Regions from separate parts of the Homo sapiens genome. Here region 1 is linked to region 2. The links are chromatin loops, found by intact Hi-C in ENCODE. Cell type or tissue: dorsolateral prefrontal cortex. All regions are shown on one strand. Links, peaks and the distances in the headings refer to the core of each region. The heading gives the core; the rest is flanking DNA.

Region 1 (7,658 bases), core at 2,747-5,246, 200 kb after region 2:
TAAGATTGTTATTTTGGCTATTTAATCATTTTAAGTGAATAAAACCATAACTAATACATCCAATGAACACCTTTCAATTGTGAACTTCTCAGTAGTGTTAGGAATTTGATACCATAATCTCTTACCTTTCTTCTTTCCCTCTTAACACCTTGGTTTCTTGATACCATTAATCTCTTACCTTTCTTCTTTCCCTCTTAACACCTTGTTGGCTTCTCTTGTCAATGTCTGTGAATTTTGATGTTCTTCAGGGCTCAAGTCCCAGGCCCTCTTTGTTCACTCATTTTATGTATTGTTCCTTGGTGATCTCATTATTCCCAGAACTTTAATTATTAGCATATGCCCATAATGTACAAATCAAATTCTAATACTCACACTACTCTCCTGAACTCCAGACAAACATAGTCAACTGCCTTACTAGATATTTCAAGGGGGTTACCTGCTAGGTACTTCAGATCTTATATACTCCAAACTGAATTCATCATCAATCTCAAAACCTGCTCTTCCCTCTTTATTCCCTATGTCAGGGTGTGAGGGAGTAACTCTGCTGAGTTACTTAAGCCATCAACATGGCTTGCCTCCTTGTTCATGCTCTATATAATGCCAACTTACAATCCCATTGTCACAAACCTACACTGAACTATAACTCTTTCTCACCTGGCTTACTGCCTATTTTCATTTGGTCTACCTGATTCTAGTCTTGCTCCTTTTCCAGTCCATCTTCCACATTCCTGCCAGAGTAATTTTTTTTTTTTTTTTAATAAAAATGACTGTGGTCTTCTCCTGCTTAAACTCCTCTAGAATTTGTTTTGTCTGGAGCATAAAGACTAAATTTTTTCTGTCTTAAAAATCTATCCACAATCTTACTCCCTCTATTGCCAACCTGGTCCCATATCACTTTTTATTGTTTCTAGTTTTTTGATTTTTCCACGTTATCTCTTGCAATTGGAATATTCTTCTATACCTTTTACTGGGCTATTTCTAATTCATACTTCAGTGTAACATTTCAACTTAAATGTTACTCACTCTGGGAAGTCTCTGACCATGGAGACTAGCTTGATTTCCCATTCTGTGTTTCCTGAAACATACACTTCTCATGTTGTATTATAATTATACTTCCTTGTTCAATTAAGTTCCTTGAGGACAGCAACTAAGTATATCTTACTCATTGTCTATTTATAACACCCACTACAGCATTTGGCACATTTCTAGCACTTGACATTTCTTGAATTAAAACATTATTTCTAAATTTAACAGTAATCCAGTAAGATATGAACATATCACATCTGGGTTAAAGCCTGGGTTATTGCAGGTAAAAAGAAATAGCTGAAGTACTTAGATTCAGTTCCTGGATCTGCCTCTCTCTATGCAACATTGGCCAAATTACTTAAACTTTATCACTTCCTTCATATTTTAAAAGAGATAATACTGTACATTCCTCACACATTTGGCAAATAGACAAAACAAAATAATACAAAATTGATTTGGAAGCCAAAGTACTAAACACTCAGAATAAAGTATGTCTACTAGCCTAAGCAGCAAACAGCTCTGGTTAATAGATTATTAGAGGAACAAAGTTACTCTATTTTGCCTATATTATGCCAAATAATACTTTATCTTAGCTTATATTTTCCACTTAAAGAAATAACTTTGCCAAATACAGGACTCCTATTTTCTCAAAATTCTTCTAAGAGTGCTACAATTAACCCATACTGAAATGCACCACACATAGGGTGACCATGGCCAGAACAATCCCCGTTCTGTGCTGTCTTGGCTGACTTACTAGTGCCCTTTCCCTCTTTCAAAAATGTTCCACTTTGGAAGATAAATGGTCACCTCAACTAAGTACTATTCTTTATGACCTGCTTAAGCTCATTTTATACATTCTAACAAATATTGGTCAAAAGAAAGACTCACAGTTTTATATTTAAATTAAATATAGAAATACCTGAATTTTTATGGTGCTATTTTTAATTTCCTGAAACTTCCGTTTCTGTATAAATCCTTTACTTCTAGCTTGAATAATGATAACACTGCTTCTGATCTGTAAATAGACTTGTCTTTGATGTTTTGCAGACAGAAATGCTCTGTAGTGATTTTGTAAAACCACTGCTGCTTTTCTATATAGTAAAAACTGTTTTCTGGTTTGCCACGTCCTAAAATAATGCTGTAAAGTGATAGCAGCTCTTTTCTGCTGAACAAATCTTCTCCGATACACAGCCATCTGAAGGAAGAACTGAATCCGTAGGGCAGCACATTTCTGTGTTTCCAGTTTTCTTGTGACCATTCTACAAAAAGCTTTTTGAATTGTTACTGCAGCCCTACTTTGAGAATGATACTCTGCTTCCTGTGAACAAGCAAGGCCAGAAGCTTTATACCACTCTTGAATCATAACACCTTCACTTTGAACAGCTTCATACTGAGTTTTACTTCTGTAACAGCAGAGTGCAGATTGGTTAACAATGGCTGCCATCTTTTCCTCTGATACATTTTTCAATTTTTGTCTAACTTTCATGCCTCTAAAAGCAGCCTGAATAGTTCGTACAGATTTCTGAACTGCTAAAAAGTTTTTTCTTTCTGTTTTTACTCTAACATACAACCTATAATAATTCTGTATAACCACAATTGCAGTTTTCTTTGTTTCATAATCAACTTTGGCCCTGTGCATTCGATAGAATGACTGAATTAGTGTGGCAGCCCGGTGCATATTTTGAATATCCTTTCGTACTTTAAAGCCTCTGTAATAAGACTGTATACAAATAACTGCTTGGGTACGCACTGCAGTTAGTTTTCTGTATCTTCTTTGAATAGAAACTACTGTTGCTCTAAGGTGGAGATAATGCTTCCTTATTTTAAAGGCTTTACAATGCTTCTGAATAATAATGGCAGCCTGGTGCTGTTCCTGAATCTGTTTTTTTATGTTCATGTCCTGAAAACCTGCCTGAACACAAGTCTCTTTCTTAAGTTCATTGTGTTGAAATACTTTCTGTTTCTTTTTATTTGCTCTATATTTTTCTTGTATGATTTTTGTAGCCCACTGAAGCTTTTGGTAGAAACAATACTGCCTATACATTCTGTAGGTGCTTTGTATTACGATAGAAGCTTTGTGTTTTTCCCTTAAAAGTTGTCTTGCTTTCATTCCTTTATATGCAGCCTGAATAACCACAGCAGAATGCCATTGTCTGATATAATTTTCTCTTTGTAATTTTGCAGCTCTATATGTTCGATAATGTTGCTGAATTAGAATTGAAGCATGTTTCCAAGTCTGAAATGTAATATATGTTCTGTACATCCTGAAAGTAGCCTGAATGAGAACTGCAGCCCTTTGCATTTCTTGTAACTTCTTCTTTACCATCAGTCTTCTGTAAGATGACTGTATTGTAATGGCTGCCTTTCTTAAGTGCAAGAATTGGTACAATTTATGTTTGGCACAAATGGTGGCTCGATATTTCCTCTGAACAAAAATAGTAGCTTTTTTGAGGGAAATGAATCTTCTCCTCACCAGTAATGATCTAAACCTACTCTGAATAAGGGTTGCAGAGGAATGCATACTCTTCAAATGTCTTCTAGTTTTCATACCCCTGAATGCAGCCTGAAGGATCACAGCAGAGTGTCTTTGTCTGAGATAATGCTGCCTCTGCAGTTTTGCAGCTCTATTTGCTTGGTATTGCTGTTGGATCACAACGGAGGCCTGTTTCAAAGCCTGATATCTCATATGTAATCTGTGCATTCTGAAAGTAGACTGGATGAAAGTAGCAGCCCTGTGCATCTCTCGCATCCTTTTCCTTATCATCCATCTTCTGTATGATGACTGGATTTTAATAACTGCATTTTGTACCTGAAGGAACTGTAAGTGATGCTTTGTACAAAGATGTGCCCGATATTTTCTCTGAATCAAAATAGCAGTTTTCTTGAGAGAGAGGAATCTTCTTCTCATCATTAGAGTTCTAAATCTCCTCTGAATGAGAGTTGCGGCTATATGCATCATTTTTAAATGTCTTCTAGCTTTCTTTCCCCTAAAAATAGCCTGAATGTATATTACAGAATGCCTCAGTTTGTTATACCTTTGAAATTGTATGTTTCTTTCTTTCATTGCCCAGTATCTTTGCTGTACTGTTTTTGTTATTTTCTTTAACTTATTAAAGTATGTTTGCTGTCTGTATCTTCTGTAGTTTGACTGAATGAGTGTTGCTGCAGTCTGCATCTTTCTAAGAGTCCGTCTAACTCTTACTCCTCTAAAACTTGCCTGAAGGACTTTAACAGCTTTCAAAATTGTCAGGTACTTTTCACGCTGCATTTTACCTTGATAATATGCTCTACATCTTACTTGAATAACAATAGCTGCTTTTCTCATTGTATGGTAACTTATTCTTGACTGATGCATTTTAAACATGGCTTTAATAAAAGTGGCTGCCCTGTGCATGTGTTGAATATGTCTTCTAACTCTAATACCTCTATAAACAGATTGGATTTTAATTGCTGTCTTCTTCAAATTAAGATACTCCTTATGCTGATGGTTTGTAATTTTAATACCTCGATACCATCTCTGAATTATAATAGCTGAAGCTCTATAGGTTGCATATTTCTTTTTGGTTTTGTAAGCTCTGTATTTAGACTGTATAGTGACTGCTGCTTTGTTGCAATCCTTTATTCTTTTTCTCACTTTCATACCACGATAAGCTGACTGTAAAGTTACTACAGCTGCTTTTGTTTTCAAATATAAATGATTCTGTTCTCTTCCAATACTGTAAGCCCTATAATACTTTTGAATCAGAAGAGCAGCTTTTTTCATGATTTTCCACTTCTTTTGTTGCACATGCATTCTATAGTATGACTGTATGATGATAGCACATTTATGTTGCCTTTGAAGCTGTCTTCTCAGTGTTTTTCCCTTCCACATAGATTGAAGCACCAGTACCGCATGACGGAGTTCAATATACTCCATACATTGCTTCCTTCCTGCAGTCCATGCTCTGAAATTTTGCTGGATGACTAATGCTGCTGTTTTAAACAATCTAAACTGTTTCTGGGCCTTGGCCATTCTAAAAGCAGACTGAATCTTCAAGGCAGCTTGATGTTCCCTTCTAATCTGTTTCCGAACCTTCCAGCCACGATAAGCAGACTGGAGGGAAATCACAGCTGCCTTTGTCTTCAAAAAATGTGTTCTTGTATCATGAAGAGTCTTGTACGCCCTGTACCATCTCTGAATCTTTATTATAGATTGAAGCACAGATTGATATTTTACCCTTTTATTATAGCCTCTAAAAGCAGACTGAATTTTAAGAGCAGCTATAGATTGTTGTTTGATTAGCTGGCGTACTTTATAACCTCTGTAAGCTGCTTGCAAGCAAGTAGCTGCTTTTTTGACTTGCAAGAAGTTCTTCCTCTGATTGACCTGTGCTTTGTATGCATGATAGTAATTCTGAATGACAATAATTGCTTTATACATTTTCAGATAATACTGCCGAGCCTTTCTCATTCTGAAATAAGACTGTAGTGAAATAACAGCTTTTCTTTGTAACCTCATCTGCTTTCGGACAAGGTATCCTCTAACAAATGCTTGCAGTTTGATACAAGATTCCCGCATCTGCATATACTCTTCTCTCTTTTGTGCAGCTATTTTTTTGGAACGGTAACATTGCTGGATAAATAGTGCAGCTGCTCTTAAATGCAAATATTGTTTACGTGTTTGTTTCATCTTAACAGTTGACTGCAATTTTATTGTAGCATTTTTTAGGCTCAAAAATTCCTTTTTAGAAACATAAGCACGATAATATGATTGAATCTTTATAACAGATGTGAGGATGTGAATATACATTTTCCTGGCTTGCATCCCTCTATATGCAGACTGCAGCACAATGACAGCAGAGCGTGTTTTCTGGTAAGATGCTAGAACTTTCATGGCAAAAATATAAGCTCGGAAATGAGTCTGAATTATAACAGCTGCTTTCTTCATCTTCTTATATTTCTGTCGTTGTTGATGTTTTCTTACATGTGCCTGAAATTTGATAATAGTCTTCTTAAGGTTTAAAAATCGAACTCTGTCTTGTCTCATTCTCCAGTATGACTGAATAACACAAGCAGCTCTAATTTGTCTACATAAATTATGAGCTTTCAGTCTCCTAAAAGCAGCTTGTAATTGAATGGCTGCAGCTCGTTTCTGCAAATAGTTGGTGCGCTCAATCTTTCCTTTCAGATATGCTTTGTAGTACTTCTGGATGGTTAGTATGGACTCTTTTCTTCTTTTATATAACTTTTGGGCTTGAAAGCACCGAAATCTTTTCTGAATGATAACAACACAAGATCTAATATAAATATATTTCCGTAATTCTTTATGCATTCTATACCATGATTGTATGATAATAGCAGAATTTTCTTCTTTAGCTTGTTTTCTTAAATGCCATTCTCTAAAAGCTCTTTGCAATATTACTGTAGCTTTTACTTGTGATTGCATTTTACGTTGCTTCCATTTTCTGAACATAGATTGGATTATAAGAGTTGATGATTTTAGCATTTCATATCTTTGTTGATCTTGTTTTCTTCTTAAATAAGCACGCCAATGCCTCTGAATTGTAACTGTAGCCCAAAGATATCGTTTATAAGATGTAACAGCAATTATCATTCTTATCCTAGATTGCAGGATGATTGAATAATATTTCAATTTCAGAAATCTTTGTCTAGTGGAATATCTTCTCCAATATCCCTGGAAAAGGTAAGAAAGGACACAAAGTAAAATAGGCATAGCTTTCTATATTTAACACTTTTCAAAATACTAATTTTTCTAACATTCTGCTTAAAAATAAACACATTGAATTAGAAAACTAATTATTTTTGTGAGATATTTGTCTCTTTTGTTTTTAGTTTAGGTTTTACATTGATATACCTGTAGCCAATTCAGAAATCCATCCAAATCTTCATTATATTTAAATACTGCATTTGTATGCCAGAATCATAAGAAACATAAGCAAGTTTATGTTATATTACAAGCAAAAGAGTCAAAATAAAACTATAGTAATATTCTTTGCTATCTATTGATTCTAAGTAATTTCCTATGAGTTTATTTCTGGGCCTTATATGGTCCCCTTACTTCAATGTTTCTAAGCTACCTTATAATGACTAGAAACTGTTTATGTGAAGGATCCTGCATTATCACATTACAGGCCTGATAATATAAATATAGGAATTTAGGAATAAATAAACCAGATCACTCTCAGAGTCATTATTTTCATTAAGAATAAAATTACTTCCTTTTCCCAAATTTAGGAACTATAAATACATGGCTTAAAAGTAGAATTCTAGAAAGACTTGAGAAATGACAAAACTTTTGTCTTTTGAAAAGCCATGGTTACAATGGCTAATCCAACTGTATGTTGGCTCAACAAAAAGAGCTACAAACTCTCAAGCTAATTCCAGTTGCTGGTATCTAAAATGGTCCCAGGCTAATGGTAGTCAAGTTCTAGATGTTTTAGCAATAAGACCATTCCTTTGTACAAACACTCCAAACATTGCTGAGATTGGGGGTGGCATGGAGAGGTTGTTCTCTACTACATCTTACTTTTTCTCGCATATAAGTAGAGTAATATAGGGACTGGGTACCTCGCTCTCCTATAGCAGTATCGAGTTTGCTTGCAGCTATCACTGGCCTAAGCATACCTATCCAT
Region 2 (7,658 bases), core at 2,962-5,461:
CTCACAAGCAGTTCCTTGGAAAATATATTTCACTACACAATTGAGCGATCTTCACTTATAAGCACTGTTAAGAAAATATGTTAGAAAGAGGTTAATGAACACAAGAAAATGATAACCCACATTAGATTTATGTTTGGCTGATGGTATGTGTAATACCATTGTTTGTCTTCAGATGTAAAAGATTTACCAACACAAGAAGCAGATTTGCTTGTTATTTGGGAATAACTGTATTCCCAAATCTCAGTAGCTTAATAAACCAAAGTTTATGTCTTGTTCACACTTTGTTTTCAATGTAGCTTAGAAGGGAATTTTGTTTATTACATGAATTCTAAGACTCAGGTGACACAGACCTAATCTCTCTATGTGCTTCCATGATAACTCTTAACAGCTGGGAAGATAACACAAAAATTTCTCCAATGGTTTCTTAAAATTCCTCCGAAGCTGAATATTAACTCTCATTTACACCTATTATATATTACAACACTCTCAGTTAAATTGCACCTGCTTAACTTCGCTAATATAGAAAAACTGCTCTATCCCCCCTTTTCCGTTGTTAATGTCACAGAATTTCATCTTTACACATCATGTGCCCAAAACTTAATAATTCACTTAAATGCATTGGTTTCCTAAATTATGTAGAAAATGAAATATGGAGTTTTAAACCAAAGTTACAACAATAAAAGCTTTTAGGTTAATAATTGTTTTTCTAAACTTCACTGGTCTCTTAAATCATATAGAAAAACAAAAAATGGAGACAAAAACCATTGTTACCATAATGCTAGCCTTTTTAAATTGCCCATGTATTTACCTTTATTGAGGTCATTATTTCTTCCTGCAATGTCCAGTTACTGTCTAGTATTATTTCACTTTACCCTTCAGGACTCTATTAGACATTTCTTGAAAGGCAAGTCTAGTGGTCTCAAACTCCCTCAGCTTTTGTTTATCTGGGAATGAATTAATTTCTCCTTCACTTTTGAAGGACACTTTTGACAGATATGGGATTCTTAGTTGAAAGACGTTTTTTTTCTTTTAGCGTTTTGAACATATTGGCCCAATGCCTCTGGCCTATAAACTTCTGATGAGAAATCTGCTAATAATCTGACTAAGAAATACTTACCTGTGAGAAATTGCTTCTCTCTTGCTGCATACAAGACTCTCTCTGTGTCTTTGCTATTTAAAAATTTGATTATGACCAAGTATAGTGGCTCATTCCTGTAACGCCAGCACTTTGGAAGACTGAATGGGGAGAGTTGCTTGAGGCCAGAAGTTTGAGGTCAGCCTGGCAAGCATGGCAAAACCCTGTCTCTAAAAACAACAACAACAACAACAAATTATTCAGGTATGGTGAAATGCACCTGTAGTCCCAGCTACTCAAGAGGCTGAAGTGGAAGGATCACTTGAGCCCAGGAGGTCGAGGCTACAGTAAGGTGTGATCACATCATTGCATTCTGGCCTGGGTGCCAGAGCATGACCCTGTCAAAAAAAATTATATTAAAGAAAAAAGTTAGCCTGATATAGTAGAGCATGCCTGTAGTCCTTACAATTCAAGAGACTGAGGCAGGAGGATTGCTTTAGACTAGGAATTTGAGATTGCAGTGAGCTATGATCACACCACTGCACTCCTCCCTGGGTGACAGAGCAAGACCCTATCACTACAAATTAAAAAACTTAATTAAATTAAAGTTTGATTATAATGTATCTTGATATCTATCTCTTTGAGTTAATCTCATTAAGTTCATTAAGTTTATTGAGGGTCTCTATTAATGCCATTATTTCTTCAAACATTCTCTATTCATCTTTCTCTTCTCCTTCCGAAATCCACTTTGTGTGTGTTGGTCTGCTTCCTGGTGTCCCATGTTCCTTAGATTCTTTTCACTTTATACTTTAATTTCTTTTTCTGTTATTCAGATTCAATAATTTTGGTTTTTCTAAAATTGTTAATTCTTTCATCTGCCTGCTCTACTATGCCTCTGAATCTCTTTTTTGATTTTTTTCCTTTTAATTATTGTACTTTCAGAATTTCTTTTTGTTTCCTTTTCAGGCTTTCTATCCCTTTATTCATATTTCCATTTTGATCATACATCATTTTCTTTCTTCACATCTTTCTTTACTTCTTTCAGTATCTTTAATACAGTTATTTTAAAGTTTCTAATAGACCTACCATCAGAGCTTTTTCAGGGAAACTTTCAGTTTATTTTTTTTCTTTTAATAGGCCATACTTTCCTATTTCTTTGTATGACATAATTTTTTTGTTGAAAACTGAACATTTTAGTCTAATAATGGGTAACAACTGGAATCAGATTCTCCTCCTTCTACATGTTTGTTGAGGGGCTTCCTGCATTGTTTTCATTTATTGTTTTTGTCTGAATGTTGTAGGCTATGTCTGTGTCACAAATTAGCCGGTAGTATAGACTTTAGGTTGTCTCCAGTGTTTTCCAAGCCTGCACTTTTTGCTAAGTGTTCATAGTCATTTTCTAATTTTCCCCATTCATGCAGTTGCTTTGGAACATCCTAGTGTTTAGTGTCTGGCTGCCAAAATATTCTTTTTGTGGAAAACTGAACTTTTTAATCTAATAATGGGTAACAATGGGAATCAGATTCTCCTCCTTCTACATGTTTGTTGAGGGGCTTCCTGCATTGTTTTCATTTATTGTTTTTGTCTGAATATAGTAGGCTATGTCTGTGTCAAGAATTAGCCTGTAGCATAGACTTTAGGTTGTCTCCAGTGTTTTCCAAGCCTGCACTTTTTGCTAAGTGTTCATAGTCATTTTCTAATTTTCCCCATTCATGCGGTTGCTTTGGAATATCCTAGTGTATCTCCCCTTGGACAAATTCACATCAGCCAAGGGGAGGGGCTTGCAACAATGGAGAAAGCCGAAAAACAATGGCCGCCTATCTTTCTGTCTGCATCTCTGTGATCAAAGAACCCAGCAATCAGAGCACAAATCTCAAATATTTGAAGAATCGAGTTGTTTTCGACACTCTGGCTCCCCGCTGCTATGTGCAGGTTGCTCCATAAATACACATACAGCTGCCTGCCATGTGGCTAAGGAGCGTGGTATGAACATATGACACTGTGCTAGGAGCTAAAATTGACTGAATGTGAGTGCAACTTACGATCCAAGTCATCCCTAGAAGTTGTAGGGCTTCAATAGACTCCAAAAATAGTACAATCAGACAAATTCTGGCCATGCAACTGTAAAGGTGAGGAGTCAGATTCCAGGTGTTTCCTCCTCCGCCATCTTCCCAGATTTCTTTTTCTATATTTCTTAGATTGCTTTCAGTAAATAGAATAACAAGCTAATGAATTTAATCTTTTTTATTATTATTATTATACTTTAAGTTCTAGGGTACATGTGCACAACGTGCAGGTTTGTTACATATGTATAAATACGCTGTGTTGGTTTGCTGCACTCATCATTTACATTAGGTATCAAACATAAACACTACTAGCTCCCTCCATTGAGTCGTTCTGAGAAGAAAAGGCAGGGCTCTGAATTCCGATGGAAGGGAACAGAAAGAAAAAAAGAAAAGGACTGAACTGGTGAAAGCACCTTTGTCTTTCAATCAAGATGAAATGGGGGAGTTCCCTGATTCCCCTCGCAGGACGTGCGAGAGGGGTGTTATCTGCTTTGTCGCCCCGCAGCTCAAACCCCTAGGGGCAGCTTGCAGACGGGCAGGTGCAGAGGCCGGCATGAGTGCTTTTGAGCTCTGGCCCCACGGCAGCGTCTAGGGTAGGCGTCTGTGAGTACAGACGCCCAAGTGGACGCGTGTTACAAAACTCAGATTTGCTGTCTGCAGACGGCTTGTGTGTTAATCCGCTCAATGGACCCTCTGCCTTATCTCAAGAGCCTGGGGCCAGTGTGACAGACTTCTGTATCCTGAGCTCTTGCCCAGTGGTCCTAAAGAATTGGATCACATGCGGGCTCAAAGGATGACTGCAAGGTTTTATTGAGTGATGGCGGTGGTTCTCAGCAAGTTGGATAGGGAGCCCGAAGTGGGGGATGGAGTGGGAAGGTGGTCTTCCCCTGGAGTTAGGCCACCCAGCGGCCAGATTTTTCTCCGACCTCCCCTAGCGGAACTCATTTCCCTCGGCATCCAGACATTCCTGCTCTTCTCTCTTTCTCTGCTGCCTTGTTCCGCTGTGATTGTTCAGCCGCGTATGTGTGCCCGCTAAGGTGTTGGGTTTATATGGGGGCTGGATGAGGAGCATGGAGGGCCAAAAGGCAACATTTTGGACAGGAAAACAGACATGCCTGTCCTCATTTAGGGTCGGGGTGGGGCCTTTGACAGGGAATCGCCCTCTTCTAACCAGTATTTGCCTGTCTCCTTTCCGTATCAAAGACTCTCACTAAATCAACCAGAGCTAAGATATGTGTACTCAAGGAGAAAAGCTGAAAGACTTCTGTGTGGAATACATGGATGGTTAACACTGTAAGTCCTTACTCAGGCCTTCCTTATTTGCATTTTTACTGTGTTTCTAGCAAGAATGTACTTTATTTTAATGGGTAGTGATTTCTACATAGTCCACACAGCCGTTTTCTTTTCAGAAAAAAAAAAATGTAATCCTCCTTATATTCAAAATGATGTCTACACACCTGAAAAGACAAAACACAGAATTGAAGATTTAATCATATGTGAGTTTATAGATGGCTTTTATCCTACAACCCAGGGAAACAGGGCAAATGCACTAGTAGTGGGTGGGTACCTACGTGCTCCAGGATGTAGCAGTAAGTTCCAGTCCATATACTGACTTACATTTAAAATCTGAAATTACTTTCTCTTAAACACAAAAAAAGGGGAGACAATAAATTTCAATATTTTAGTATATGGAGTTTTGAGAAGTCTTTGCTTTCCAAAGTAGATAATTCTAAGTAGAATTTAAAACAATTATTGTAAACTAAAATTCTCTTTAATGTTTGCTACTCAGAATTATACAGATGGATGTGTGTATATGAATAGATATTTCTCTATTCTTCCAATGTCCAAAATAATACACTGGGTGAGACTAGCACCCTCTAAAGCCTAGTATATTAGTTATGTATGGTTGTGAAACATATTTTGCTAAAAACATATTTGCTTAAAACAATAAACCTTTATTTTCTCACAGATTTTGTGGGTCAGGCATTTGGGAGTGACTTTACTGTTTAGTTCTGTGTCAGATGCTCTCCTGTGTCGTTGCCAAGGATGTTGGCCTGGGCTGCAGTGACCTGACAACTTGGCTGGGCTGCAGGATCTGCTTCCAACATGGCTCACTCACACAGATTTTGGTAGGAGGTCCCAGTACCTTACCACATTGTCCCCTCCACAGGTTGCTTGAATGGCAACTACATTTCTCCAGAGCTAAAGATTCAAGACAGAGAGAGTGAGGAGTAGGAGGAAGCCTTCATGTCATTTATCACCTAGTCACACACTCTCACCTGAGCCATATTTATTCTTCAGAAATGAGTCACTAAGTCCAGCACACAACAAGTGGAGGAGAATTAGGCTCCACTATTTTGAGGAAGGAGTATTGAAGAATTTGTGGAATTTCCACAATCATCAAATGTAGCAAAATGTCTCTCACGTCAATAGGGTGTTTTATTTCTATGATGGTTCCTTTGCCTTTTTCAAGATTTTTTCTGTCTCTACAAACATATTCTTTTTTTTTTCTATCTTGCAGTGCATTGTAAAGGTGAACCATACTTAAAGTGGATAGTCCATGACAGAAAAATGTTCTTTCCTCTTCTTTTTAAAACAAGGTCTTCCTCTGTTGCCCAGGCTGGAGTGCAGCAGCGCAGTATACGTCGCTGCAATCTTGACCTCCTTGGCTCAAATGATCTTCCCACTGCAACCTCCTAAGCAGTTGGGAATATAGGCATGTGCCACCATGCCCAGTTACTTTTTTATTTTTATTCTGTAGACACAAGGTCTTGCTGTGATGCTTAGGCTGATCTCAAACTGGGCCTCAAGCAGTCCTCCCACCTTGGCCTCCCAAGGTGTTCGGATTATCGTGCCCAAACCCAGATGAATTGTCAAAAGCATGAGTTCTTAAGAAAGGTAGCTATTGTAACTGTGAAACCAATTTCACTGTGCATAAAAACTATAAGGTAAATAAATAATTATTCTATAGTTGGCTTATGAAAATGCTAGATCAGCCCAAATGCTTCTGGACCAACTGAATGCCAGCTATATCTGGTTTTCTGCAAAAGTATTTCGCAAGTGACCTTCTGAAATTTGTGTGGAAAAGATGGAGAAATTGACTGGTTTGATGATTTATCAAGTAGTTTGCAGTTTTATTAAATGTTTTACCTGATTATCAGATACAGCATTTTATTCTCAGGCTTCATTACTCTTTTGTGTCTGCCCATAGTTTAACGGTTTAGGAGAAATGCAGTATAAATTCACAAATGAAATGCTACAGCAGATGGTGACAGTGAATCTGCATTAGTATAGATTCATAATTCCAGAAGAATCCTACGTGCAAAGCTAAATCTAAAAAAATTAAATTTAGTAGTGGTAACTGTAAGATCCTGGTCTTGGGTCAAAGGAATCAGCAGTACTAGTACAAACAGATTAGCAACCACTATAAAAATTAGTGAGTATTTTAATCAACGTTAAGGTCAGTTTGAGTTAACATTGTGATAGAACCATCATAACTGCTTGTGAGTCTACAATTCACATGGTAGAAGACTAAGAAATAGAATGAGGCTGCTCTAAGTTCTGCTGACTTCAGTGCCAATCAGATCATAGGTGGAATTTTTTTTTTTTTTTTTTGCTTTAGAGAACTACCATATGAGAAAGATAAAAATGGTTTAAATTTTCTCAGTAAAAAAGAAAAGTCATGAAGTGGCTCAAGCTTGTGGTATTAATGATAATGATAGCTACTTTTAATTATACTTCCTTTTTGATTTTTTGAAAAGAAATCTCAGCAGACTATGTTATTTACATTCTATGAAACACCATCATGAGATAGATAACTATACTTGTTCTGAAATCAGAAAACTAAAGTTTAAATCTCTGCTCTACCACTTAATGGAAATTTTAATTGAGTTTTTTAAGGCTCACTTCCTGCAAATCCAAAGACTCAAGCTTGTCCAAGGTGGAATTAGTGTTAAATGATCTATGTTGAAGTATCATAATGTATCATGATGAAATTTGCAAAGTTCAAAGGTAAAGAGAAAATAATACAAATATCCAAACAGTGGTCGGGGGGAAACAACAGAATGTAACATAGAAGGAATGAAACTAAATGAGGCATTTTAAGCTCAACTTTGGAAGTTCAAAAAATGGGGGGCAAAATCTATCAACAATGAGAGATATGGATATAGGCCAAGAAACTATACAAAGACAAGTTATTGTTCCCAGGTCTTTGTTAAAGACATTTACAACATGCAAGGATTCAAAGTTATAATCGGCATAACTAATCTGTAGAAACCGGTTGAAAAATTTTTCTAATCAAACAAAAAGAAATAGATTGATGAACGCCAGATGTGTTAAAGACAAATTATTCATCTGACACTTGTTAATATGACAAGACAGATTTTATTTGACTATTGCAATAGGGGAAAGAAGTCTTGAGCTAAGCTTCAAAAACAGCACAGCTGAGGATTTATACCCTAAAATCAGAGTAATTAAGATGCTATTTATAAGCAATGAAACTGAATGAATATTTGAAC

What was found. A loop is a pair of places that touch in the nucleus more often than their neighbours do. Peaks named below come from ENCODE experiments on the same cell type or tissue, not always from the same donor. Only the 100,000 strongest peaks of a DNase experiment are listed, where the experiment ranks them.
Region 1: a loop joins it to region 2, with 6 times the contacts of the local background. A loop is called at or near these places in 1 of 110 quality-filtered maps.

What each region holds. Positions count from the first base shown.
Region 1 is chr1:197,098,486-197,106,143 of GRCh38, forward strand. ASPM (assembly factor for spindle microtubules) reads right to left here. Exons shown (of 28, transcript NM_018136.5): 18 at 1,946-6,700. Among named protein-coding and RNA genes, the nearest start is that of F13B, 35 kb to the left of the region's middle. In dorsolateral prefrontal cortex, for the core only: no CTCF peak of the experiment used is centred there; no DNase peak of the experiment used is centred there; H3K4me3 peaks cover 1,454 bases; H3K27ac peaks cover 2,500 bases.
Region 2 is chr1:196,893,580-196,901,237 of GRCh38, forward strand. The region is part of intron 1 of CFHR4 (complement factor H related 4); the gene reads left to right. Among named protein-coding and RNA genes, the nearest start is that of CFHR4, 9.4 kb to the left of the region's middle. RefSeq lists a silencer at 3,880-4,174. In dorsolateral prefrontal cortex, for the core only: no CTCF peak of the experiment used is centred there; no DNase peak of the experiment used is centred there; H3K4me3 peaks cover 1,357 bases; H3K27me3 peaks cover 1,167 bases.